2 separate regions of the Homo sapiens genome follow, and region 2 is linked to region 1. Evidence: chromatin loops called from intact Hi-C (ENCODE). Cell type or tissue: heart left ventricle. All regions are shown on one strand. Links, peaks and the distances in the headings refer to the core of each region. The heading gives the core; the rest is flanking DNA. Region 1 overlaps LOC105370802 (a long non-coding RNA gene). Region 2 has its middle 360 kb from the start of SQOR.

Region 1 (5,387 bases), core at 215-5,214:
GTTGAGAGAAATAAATCAAAATCCTCCTCTATTTGAAGAATTCTCATTAAATTTTCTGCATTTTACACTTTATGTATTCTTATGTTATAATAATTAGAATGTAAAATGTAACATTAGTGATGTCTTCATTGATATCACTAGATTGAATGTTTTTGTGATGATAAACTGTGCTTTGGCCTTGTTTAATATATTTTTTGCCTTGAATTCTGTCTGGCAAAGACGTAAATAAGTGCAAAAAAGAATAGTAATATGAATAATTTTACCTATAACCTTTATGAATGACTATTTGAATAATATAAAGCATACAGCTAGTTTTTGTTTATTCAATCCAATTTGATAATTTTTGATGAATTTATTGTATTTACACATACACATGTAACATACATATTACATTCATAACGTGTGTTTCAATCCTGTCATCTTAGGGGTTTTCTCTTTCTAATGCTTCCATAGTTTTCCATCTTCAATCTCCCATCTTTGGTTATATGGTTTATGTCTTCTTTATTTTGGTTCTGTTGCTCCCCTTCTACTGACATTTTGAGAGATTTGTAATCTGGTTTTTAGTTCCTCTGGGGGTCACTGTTATGACTGTAAATATTTTTTAAGGCTAGCTCTATTGACTCCTTGCTATGAAATACAGGGAAATAAATGCCCTTGTTCATCCATCACCCATATCTCACTACCTTGCTTTTTAATTTCTTTATTTTCACAATGTCAAAGTTTACAAAACATATTAAATGTTGTAAAATTCTAATGGCTCCATTGTTCACCGCCAGTCCTTAAATATCAAAGCTTCCCCATTTCTGGTTCTTTACTTTGGGTCATCTTTTGGCTGGCTGGGGCTCATTCTGTATCCGTTTTTCTCATGAGGGCTTATGGTTGTTAGGTCCTGACTGCATATGCATGTCTAAGGACCGTATTTATGGCTGATAATTGGTTGGCCTGAAATTGTTGGGGTACGGTTATGTCTTCCGAAGACTCTGTAAACATTGCCCTGGAATTGAATATTCTGTGGATGTATCATGCTAACACAGTGTTTCTATTTTCATCATTGCTCCTTACCCAAAGATCCTTTAATATTACAGATATGCTCTATATTTATTTATATATTATGGTCCTCTAGAAGGCCACAAACTATTATAATATCTAATATTATTTTCATTCCCCCAATAATAAATTTTTGTCCCCTTGAAGGCAATATCATCCCTCTTGAGAATGAATGTAGTAACCTGATGACCCTTATCCTCTTGTAAGTGACTACTTTTTCCGTGTAGATAGTGGATTTATTTTTTTCTGCAAATTTTCTTAATTCATAGTGTGTTTTTTTGCGACTGCAGATTTAGGGCTTTCTTTTATCTCTGCCAACTTTTATTGTATTTTGAACTTTTTTCAGGGCTTATTTATTCCATTCTCTTATCGAAAAATAACAATTCTATATTAGGTAACTGCTTTCATCTTCCACATCTCTAATCTTCTCTTTGTCATCTTCTTTTGTCCTTTTTCCCCCATTTTGCCTAATTGTCTCAAAAAGTACACATCATTGCATTTCAGATATATATTTTTTCTTTCTTGCTGCTTTTAATGGTTTTTAAAATTTGGGTAGTAGTTTTATTGTCTTCTATTTCATATATATCATAGCATCACTGTTAGAATTATCGTTCTAATTTTGGGGGTAATCTTTTCCTTCTCTCCCTCTCCAGGTAAGCAGATTGCCAGCCAGAGGATCCATGTGAATTTGCAGCATAGTTCCATGGCTCATAGGTCTTCTATTTGATGATTCTGTACTAATTTATTTTGCTTAGTTGGATGTTGTAAGCAAGTTCAAAGCTAGTTGCTATTTCTGGTCTTTTTTCCTCCTTGCCTCATCTCAGGCTGTTTTCAGCATAGGAGTCTTACTCGGAAAAAGCAAAGGTGAAAACAGTACTTCTTCAGTCCTTGTTCTCCCTCTGTTCATCCGTGTGTAACAAGACTCCTCTACCCTTCCCCTCTTCTCCAGGATGGCCTCCACCTCAAATGGCCTCATGGTCCTCCTTCTCATCGTTCTAGGTAAAGCTGGGACCCATGGGTCCCTCCCACTTATTTTCAAAGAAATCTGCATTCTTATTAAGACTCAAGGAGGTATGAATTGTTTTTCACTATCTCTGGTTTGGGTCTAAGGTTTACTATCTTTTGACAGTATTCTTCACAGCCTGGGGTTGGGAATTGTAGCCATTTTCTATTTTTCATTTTAGATGCAGTTTTCTTCATTTTTTATTCTTTTGGATTGTATCTAATAATTTCAGGAAATTAAGAAGAGTAAATACAACCTTAGTCCTCATCCTTGACTAGAAATTCTCAGCTCATGGTTATGCATCTCCCCAGTAGGTGCAGTTTACATTCCCTGTTCAGAGTTGTGACTAGGATCAGGCAAGAGGCCACTAGTTATAAAATAGGGATGCCTATTAGGCATGCCCAGTTAGGGATTTCAGATAGTTAAAGGATTAAAAAAAACCCTGTTACATTAGGAAGTGTGAGAAATAAGGATACAAAGAGGCAGAGAAAAGAGAGAAGGAAAATTCTACCAGGTTTCTGTGACAAGATGGTTGTTGAAAATCAACAATGAAATTAACTTGAAAATTACCAGAATCCAAGGCTGAGGAGGAAAATCACAATGGCCTATTCAGCTTTCATCTTGATGAGGGGAAGCACATTATCCAACAGAGATTAACCATTATTCTGCTCTAAAAATTCATATGAAGAATTTGTTAAATGAATATCTGCGTGCCCTTTATGTTTCTGACAGCAGGAAGGTTTGGAGAAGAGGAGCTGGGGGCCTGGCACTCAGCTGGTCCCCAACAGTGAGGGAAGAACTTGCCTCTGCCCTCTGGGTTCACTTCCTGATGCTGGTCCTGGGCCTTCCTCCTGTGCTTTACACCTGGTGCTTTACACCTTGGCAGTCTTGGTTCCTGAAACCTAGGTAATCCTTCTGACTTTGTTCTTCTGGTTCATAAACTTTCTACTCATTTCAGATAGTGAGAACTTCCTAGACTTGTCTCTGCCTGGTCTTTCCTGGTCACTTAGCTTGAGCCTTCTGCTTCAAATGCTGTCTGATGCCATGACATAGTCATGAGTCTCCTTCACCTGGAAGAGCAAAGGGTCAGATCAACCTCTCAGCGAAGGGTGGATGCACTCATGGTGGCTTGGTGGCTTCTGGGGAAGACTATTGAAATGCACTACTCAGATCTCATATCAGAATTGGAGGATCTATTCCCCCAGCTACTGAGAGTTCTGATGGAAGAAAGACTTCAGTTGTCAGCTTCTTATTGCCTTAACTGAAGGCCATGCCCCTTGTGAGGGCTGCCTACATCTGATGACTGATGTTTATGGGGATTTGAAAGCATGGACAGCACTGAAGAGCCCCCATACAAAAAAAAAAACTTTCCATAGGGTTCATGGAGGCCTTCATTGAAACTACATTACAGCCAAACTTCTCCTTTCACCCAGTCTGGCTTTTTTTCCTTTCTTTTTCCAAGAATATGCACTAACAACCTTCCTGTCCATGAATTCTCATTAAGAAGTCTGCTTCCTGCAGAATTCAACAGGTAACAGCTTCTTACAGCCAGCTCAGGCTAATCCACTACATCATAATTATCAGAACATCATGAAATTGGCCTACACACTGCAGTATTAACTAATAAGAACGTATAGGGCTGGGAAGGAAATGTGGGGCACTATAAAGGATTGGAATTCCAGAATAGAAGAGGATGGATTAAAAGGGCAGGAAGAAGTAAAGAAGAAAACCAAGCATATTGGTGTAGCTACATCTGTCCTCAAGATTCAAGCTTTGGGGTTTAGACATTGATGGAGCATCTGAAAACTACTCTCCCCATTCTACCAACTTCACTTGAACTACTTAAATTACAAGGAACATCTAAAATCTCTATAATATTTCCTATTCTCACTCTGTTTAGAATGCTTCTACTTACCTTCCCATCTGATCCTTACACCAGTCTCTGTCTGAAGTGGTACCATGCTTATCTTACAGAAGGAGAGAATCAGAGAGTTTGGGTGACTTGTCCAAGGCCACCCAGCCAGAGGCCAGGGCTCCAGGGCCCAAGGCCAGTGCATTGTCCACACTGTGGGAGTTTCCTCTCAAATGAAGGAGCTCAAGAGAGCCAGAACAGGCACTTCCCCCATTTTAAGTTCAGTACATTTTTTTAGAGTTGCCTGTTTCCTGGTATTGTTTGCACAGCTTGAATAAAACACCCTGGGGTCTCTGGCCTGCATGAGGACACTGCAAAAATAATGGAAATCAAGTTAGAGTTAGAGAAAAACGCTGATTCTCTCGGCTGACACCTTCTGCTCTCTCCACAGGTGTAAATACTACTCAACAAACCCCTTTAGTGCACAAAGCTAGGGGTCTATTTATTTTTAAAATTAAAAAAGCCTATCTGATATTTTGCTTGTGGTCTCAGAGCTTCTTGCTATGCCACTGTGCACCTGCACTGTTGGTGTAATAAATGCCTGGGGGATGTTCCCTGAAGTTTCCATGGGGCCTACATTAGTTTTATTTTCTTTATGTGGGTCTAAGCATTACTGAGCAGATCAAAATCAATTCCTGGAAGACCAGAAGACCATTTGATAGAGTTGTGGCGTAGCTGGCAAGGGATACTCTGCTATGAGTCTTGCTACTGAATATTTTAAAACAGAAATAATTCAAGAAACTGGAGAAAATCTCCCTCTGTCTTTGCATGACTCGCGAGTCTTTGGATCTGTGTTCCGCTCGTCCTTGTCTTCCATAGCTTGTATTGCTCTGGATGATGGTGGAGTGCCAGGATTAGAGTATAATGTGTATTCCCTTTTGTCTCTCTCTTGAGACCTATGGTTAATTTTTTTTTTCACATGTAAGTAAAATAAGCAAATCTCTAAGAATACTAATAGTAAAAAAATAGGGATGTTTCTCCTCCTCTCTCCGCTCTTGAAAAGCCCAGTACAGCCCGCTCCCATGCATCAGCTGGGCTGGGCGGCCACACCTCTCCCTCCAAGGCTGATTCAGCAGTGAGTTTCGTAAAGCTGTTCTGACGCTTGAGAAGTCCTCTTAACACTAAGCAGGTAGTGGATTATGGTTGCTTACTTGCTTTATTTATTTATTTATTCATCCTTTTGATGTTTTCTTTCTAATAAGAGGTATATGAGTCATCTGTTGTGGACTTTATTTTGTGAAGGAATGCTTGGCATGATAAGAACTCTGTAGAAGTTAACAAGTTGAAGAGGAAAAATGACTCATCAACACCGACATTTTATATCACTGTGTGGAATGAAGAAAAATACTACCACAAAATGGAGTTGTGGGTGATGGTTAGGAAATTAGACAAGAGCCATATAAACAGAAAGGCACTTCTTTTAGT
Region 2 (5,387 bases), core at 151-5,150, 75 kb after region 1:
CTTGTATGTGAAAAGTTCTTTTTCATTCTCAAGATTTTCTTTTGGCATTTTAACATTTTTACTCTGATGCATCTATTTTATATTTGCATTTATGTAATTTGGATTTCACTGAGCATCTGGCATGTATAGATAAATGTGTTTAATCAAGTTTGGGAAATCTTAAGCTATTATTTCTTAAAATACTTTTCTGCACATTTCTGTCTGTCCTCTCCCCCTGGAGTTCCCACTACTTTCATGTGGGTATATTTAGAGGTGTCCCACATTTCTCTGAGGCTTTGTTCATTTTTTGCCTTTTTTTTCCTGTTCTTCAGAGTGCATAATCTTAATTCATCACTTAAAGTTCACTGATGTTTTTTCTGACATCTCAAGTATATAGTTAATTTCTATATACTTGAGGTTATTGTATTTAGGTTGTTGTATGTTTCAACTAAAACAATGTCCATTTGGTTCTTTTAAAATAATTTCTATCTCTTTTGATATCCTTTATGATGAGACATTATTGTATACTCCTTTACTTCTTGGAGCATTATATTCCTTAGTTTGTTGTTGTTGTTGTTGTTGTTTTGTTGTTTTGGGTTTTTTTTTTTTTTTTTGAGACATAGTCTCACTGTGTTGCCCAGGCTGGAGTGCAGTGGTGTGATCTCAGCTCACTGCAGCCTCCACCTCCCAGGTTCAAGTGATTATCCTGCTTCAGTCTCTCCATTAGCTGAGATTACAGGTGTGTACCACCATGCTCAGCTAATTTTTGTATTTTTAGTAGAGACGGGTTTCCGTATATTGGCCAGGCTGGTCTCAAAACTCCTGACCTTCGGTGATCCGCCCCTCTCGGCCTCCCAAAGTGCTGGGATTATGGGCCTGAGGCACTGCGCCCGGCCTTTAGTTCTTTGAATGTATTTATAATAGCTGCCTCTAAGTCTTTGTTTGCTAAATCTGGCATATGGGCTCTTTCAAAGGCTATTTCTGTTGCCCTTTTTTTCTTGTGTGGGTCACACTTTCTTCGTACTTTGTATTTCTCATAAATTCTGGTTGAAAGCTTGATATTTTGATTGAAAGCAACTCTGGATACTTATTTTCCTACTACTTCTCTGGGGCTAATTGTTATTTGCTTTTTTGCTTGTTAATTTCTTTAGTGACTTTGTCTGGATTATCTTAATGAAGTTTATTTCCTCCAAACTGTGTAGCCTCCAATGTTGCTTCTTAAAAGGTACAACCTTGGGAATGTGCATAGTTGCTCTGACCCCCTTACCTCCCACTCCAAGGATGACATAGGTTTTAGCCACTCTCTGAGTGTCTCTTTCTCTGATCTCCCTGTTAAGCTTTTATCTGGTTTGCCTCTATTGGTTTCACACCCAGTTGTTAGCGTCTAGTAGTTACTGATTGCTCTAATGTTTTCAAGAATATCCTAAAACATAAATTGTTCCACAGTCTGAGCCAATTCTTGGCCACTTTGCAGAGGTAGTCTTTGAGGCTTGTTTCCCCCTCAGGAGATCTCTTTTTAGCTGTATCTTTATCTGATTCTCTCTGCTAAATGATTTGGTCTATGATTTTGCTTGTTGCTATCACAGAGCTACCCACCAATTCACTAGTTGATTAATTGCTCATCACTTATTAATTGCTCATCATTTATTTTATTTTTTTTTTGAGATAGAGTTTTGCTATTGCCCAGGCTGGAGTGCAATGGCATGATCTCGGCTCACTGCAACCTCTGCCTCCCAGGTTCAGGTGATTCTCCTGCCTCAGCCTCCTGAGTAGCTGGGATTACAGGCAGGTACCACCATGCCTGGCTAGTTTTGTATTTTTAGTAGAGACAGGGTTTCATCATGTTGGTCAGGCTGGCCTTGAACTCGTGACCTCAGTTGATCCACCTGCCTCAGCCTCCCAAAGTGCTGGGATTACAGGTCTGAGCCACCATATCTGGTCCCAAATCTCCATTTTTTGACATTATCCTTTGCTTGAAATTCCCTGTTCTGTTCAAATTAAAACCAATTCCCTTAGGGAAAACTTTTGAGCTCTCTGTTGCTGTTGCCTGCTTCTCCCCCATGGTAGAAATTCTGTGTCATTACTTCTGGGGGCAGGGACTGTAGCCTGCTTCTCGAAGAGTGATAGCCCTCCTCTGCAAGCAGGTCGATGGTAAGAGCAGTAGCTCCTGGTCTTCCTGGTTTACCTCTTCCTGTATGAAAGGTCCACTGATGCAAGGCTAATCAGAGCTAGCATTCTCTTCCTGCCACACCCAGAGTAGACTTCTACCCTATAAGTGAAGGCTAGGTAGAAGAAGTCTGGGAGCTGGGGAAGGGAGAGGGATCTTTTTCTTGGCTGTGTACATCCAGAGTAGAGCTTTCATAGCACAGAGCTGAGGGCAGGGGGAAGGGTAAAGGAGCCTGTCATAATTGAAACGTGACAGACTGTCATCATTTTATAGAGATTTAATGGATTTTCTTGAATAAACATTCATACACTTGCTGTATTCTGGAAATTTTTAGAAATTTTAATTTTCTTAATAATTTTCATCATTAATAGTTTTTCTGAGAAAAGCTCTGCAGAGTTTCTCACACCACCATTGAAGAAATCTTGCCAAGTTCATTTCTGTTCCTGCTTCCATTTATTTTATAATCTCATGTCCCCCTAACCCCCTATAACAGTTTCCTGATTCTTTTCTTTTGAATCAGGAAAACAGAATGTGCCTATATTGGACTGACTTTCTGATTCAGGCACTTCTGGAATACTTGGAGAGCTGTGTGAGGGAAGGTCTTCCAGGACTGTACTTGCCAGAGGAAGTGAGGAAGGCCGCTAAGGAAGACTCACTGAAGGGAGGATTGAACAACTCCTCTTCAGTCATAGGGTAGGTGGAGGGTGTCTGTGACTTGGATTTGAGAGTGTGAAACAAAGTTGGGAGAAAGAAAATCTCTGTGGATACAAGAGGGTGGAAAGTATGTTTTGTAAGTTGGAAAAGACCATCCCTGTAAGCAATGGGCTTTCTAGGGGATCCAAAGGTAGTAGGCAGGGATGTGCTGCTTAGGAATGCCTGGGCACCATCTCTGTCTTCCCTCCTCCAGATGCAGGTATGGACATATTGACATATAGTTTAGTTTAAAAACTAGTAGATGTTGATGTCAGGAAGAACCTCCTGAAAGGGAAGCATCAAGATCTTTGGTCATTTGTGATTTCTTCTTTCACAGAATAAAATACCTGTGACTTAGCACACTAAGGCTGTAAGATATATTTCACACGCACAAGGCTGCTTTGCAGCTGCAAGCCAGTTGGTGTTGAATGTGGATGACTGTATGAAACCCACTGAACCTTTGAGATGGAGACTCTCACAGGGGAGCCTCCTAGTCAGAGTTACCACAATTTATGATGCCTGAGTTGAGCGAAAAGGGAAAACTGGTGCTTTATTAGGTTGTCTCTGTTTCGGTTATTGCCACATAGGGAAGTTAAGATGTGGAATTCATATTTACTTCTTGGCACAATGAAATTTAATTGTTCACCAGCATCAGACATTAACAGAAGTGGTTTTGGCATCTTGAGGACTTTAGCCCTGTTTCCCTGGTAGGAGGTCTGCCAATGACTGTTTTTTCTGACAAGCTCTGAGTGCAAAAGGAAGGCACCCATGTAGCTTTGCACAGGTCTTTCCAGCCAAATAATAGCAATGACTTATAATAACAACTTTTTGAAAGATTACTATATGCCAGTAAGCATTTTGCAGTATCACTGAGAAGCAGGTGTTTTTTTTATTAACCTCATTTTATAGATAAGAAAACTGAGATACAGAGAAGTTGAGAGACTTGCACATAGCTTGATCAGGTCTAGCAAGTGGAAAAGGAGGCAGTCTAACTCCCAAATCAGCACTTTGGCCCATTGTATTATACTTCCTTTGCAGAGATTTTCAGAAAGAAGTGTCAATGACCCTGGGAAGATCAGAGGATGATAAGTACCAGGGGAAACTGTTTTACTAGTTAGAGTGATCTCAGTTCTTTTTTTTATACCCTTGGCTAGGTTGTCCTTGGGAAATACTATTTATACTTGTTAGTATTTTTGCCTTTTTTTTAACTTTTAGTTTTTCATCATGTGGAACATAGCATTTATTAGATAAACATTTCACATTTTTGTTCCAAATTGCTATACTTGTCATGAGTATTAAAAACCATATTTTCTTTAATCACACTTTTATAGACCTTATCTAATATGAAAAGGAAGTTGACAGAAAAATTGGGTAATTTCTTTTGTTATGATTCTCATATACACACCAAGAGAAAAACATTATTCCTACTATATATGTTTATGCTCTTCATAACATTTCTACTATTTTACTTATCCACCTTTGAAATGAAGCAATTAAATTACATTTCCCTATGTTTTATTGTCAACAGATAATCTATAACCCACTATATGGTGTTATAATGACATTATTTGCCCTTTTTCTAAGCAAGGAAAGTTACCATTATTTACCACAGAGTAATCATATTTGGAGTGTTCCAGAAAGAACTCTGTTCTATACCATCTGCCCAAGTTACTTACTGACACTCTTTTAAACTGAGAACTCTCCAAATGTGTTGCCAGCTGATTTTTCTTTGCACTAGATCTATGCATCAAATACCAACTGGACACATCTGATAACACTGCCTGTGGCAGATGCTGCCATGCGTTGTCCACATTCCTGTTTTGGAATACAATACCCATGACTCCAGCTATGAGAGTATTGACAGCTGTCAGCCATCTTTAGGGATTGTGTTGGCTGAAGAGTTATCTCACTCAATGTCACGTCCCTTTTTTGGGTCAGCCTCCTTCCAATGAATGCTCAATATAGGGGTATAAGTGCCCCACAAAAGTGGGTACAACTCTGAGGGTAATTCCATTTTTGGTACTTGTCATAGGGCTGGCTGAGGCTTCCTTGAGATTGCATCGATGCCCACCTTCCTCCTCTGCTCAATTATGCTACTTTCTCTTCCCTTCACCGTGAGTTGATTCCAAGTGCACTCTCTAATAAGCCTTCCATATGCTAATCTCCACCCCAGAATCAACTTCCTGGGAAACTCAGCTTGCTATACAGACAGCTATCTCAAATATGATGTGCCTATAACTTAACATACATTCAGGGAACAGGATGAGGGCTTCTCCTCTGTTTCCTAAACTAGATCATGGTATCCAGTCTAACACTCAAGTTAGAGACCTGGGAGTTCCTTTGGACTCTTTTCTTCATCACTATTATTGTTTTGGTTGCCAGTTCTGTTGATTTTCTTAAATTCATTTCCAAACATTTCCTCCTCTTTCCATTCCCACTGCCACTGCTATGGCTGAAGTACTCACTATTTCTCATCTGACAAGAGCAGCGGTCTTATAACTTACTTATTTACAGATGTGTAGCAGATGCTGTCAGGGCCCTGCTATAT

Evidence for each region. Peaks named below come from ENCODE experiments on the same cell type or tissue, not always from the same donor. Only the 100,000 strongest peaks of a DNase experiment are listed, where the experiment ranks them.
Region 2: it touches region 1 in a loop (3-fold over the local background); 4 of 110 quality-filtered maps call a loop at or near these places.

The regions. Positions count from the first base shown.
Region 1 is chr15:45,914,876-45,920,262 of GRCh38, forward strand. The region is part of intron 2 of LOC105370802 (a long non-coding RNA gene); the gene reads left to right. Among named protein-coding and RNA genes, the nearest start is that of SQOR, 280 kb to the left of the region's middle. RefSeq lists an enhancer at 4,686-5,387. In heart left ventricle, for the core only: no CTCF peak of the experiment used is centred there; no DNase peak of the experiment used is centred there; H3K27ac peaks cover 1,307 bases.
Region 2 is chr15:45,989,862-45,995,248 of GRCh38, forward strand. No RefSeq gene overlaps it. Among named protein-coding and RNA genes, the nearest start is that of SQOR, 360 kb to the left of the region's middle. In heart left ventricle, for the core only: no CTCF peak of the experiment used is centred there; no DNase peak of the experiment used is centred there.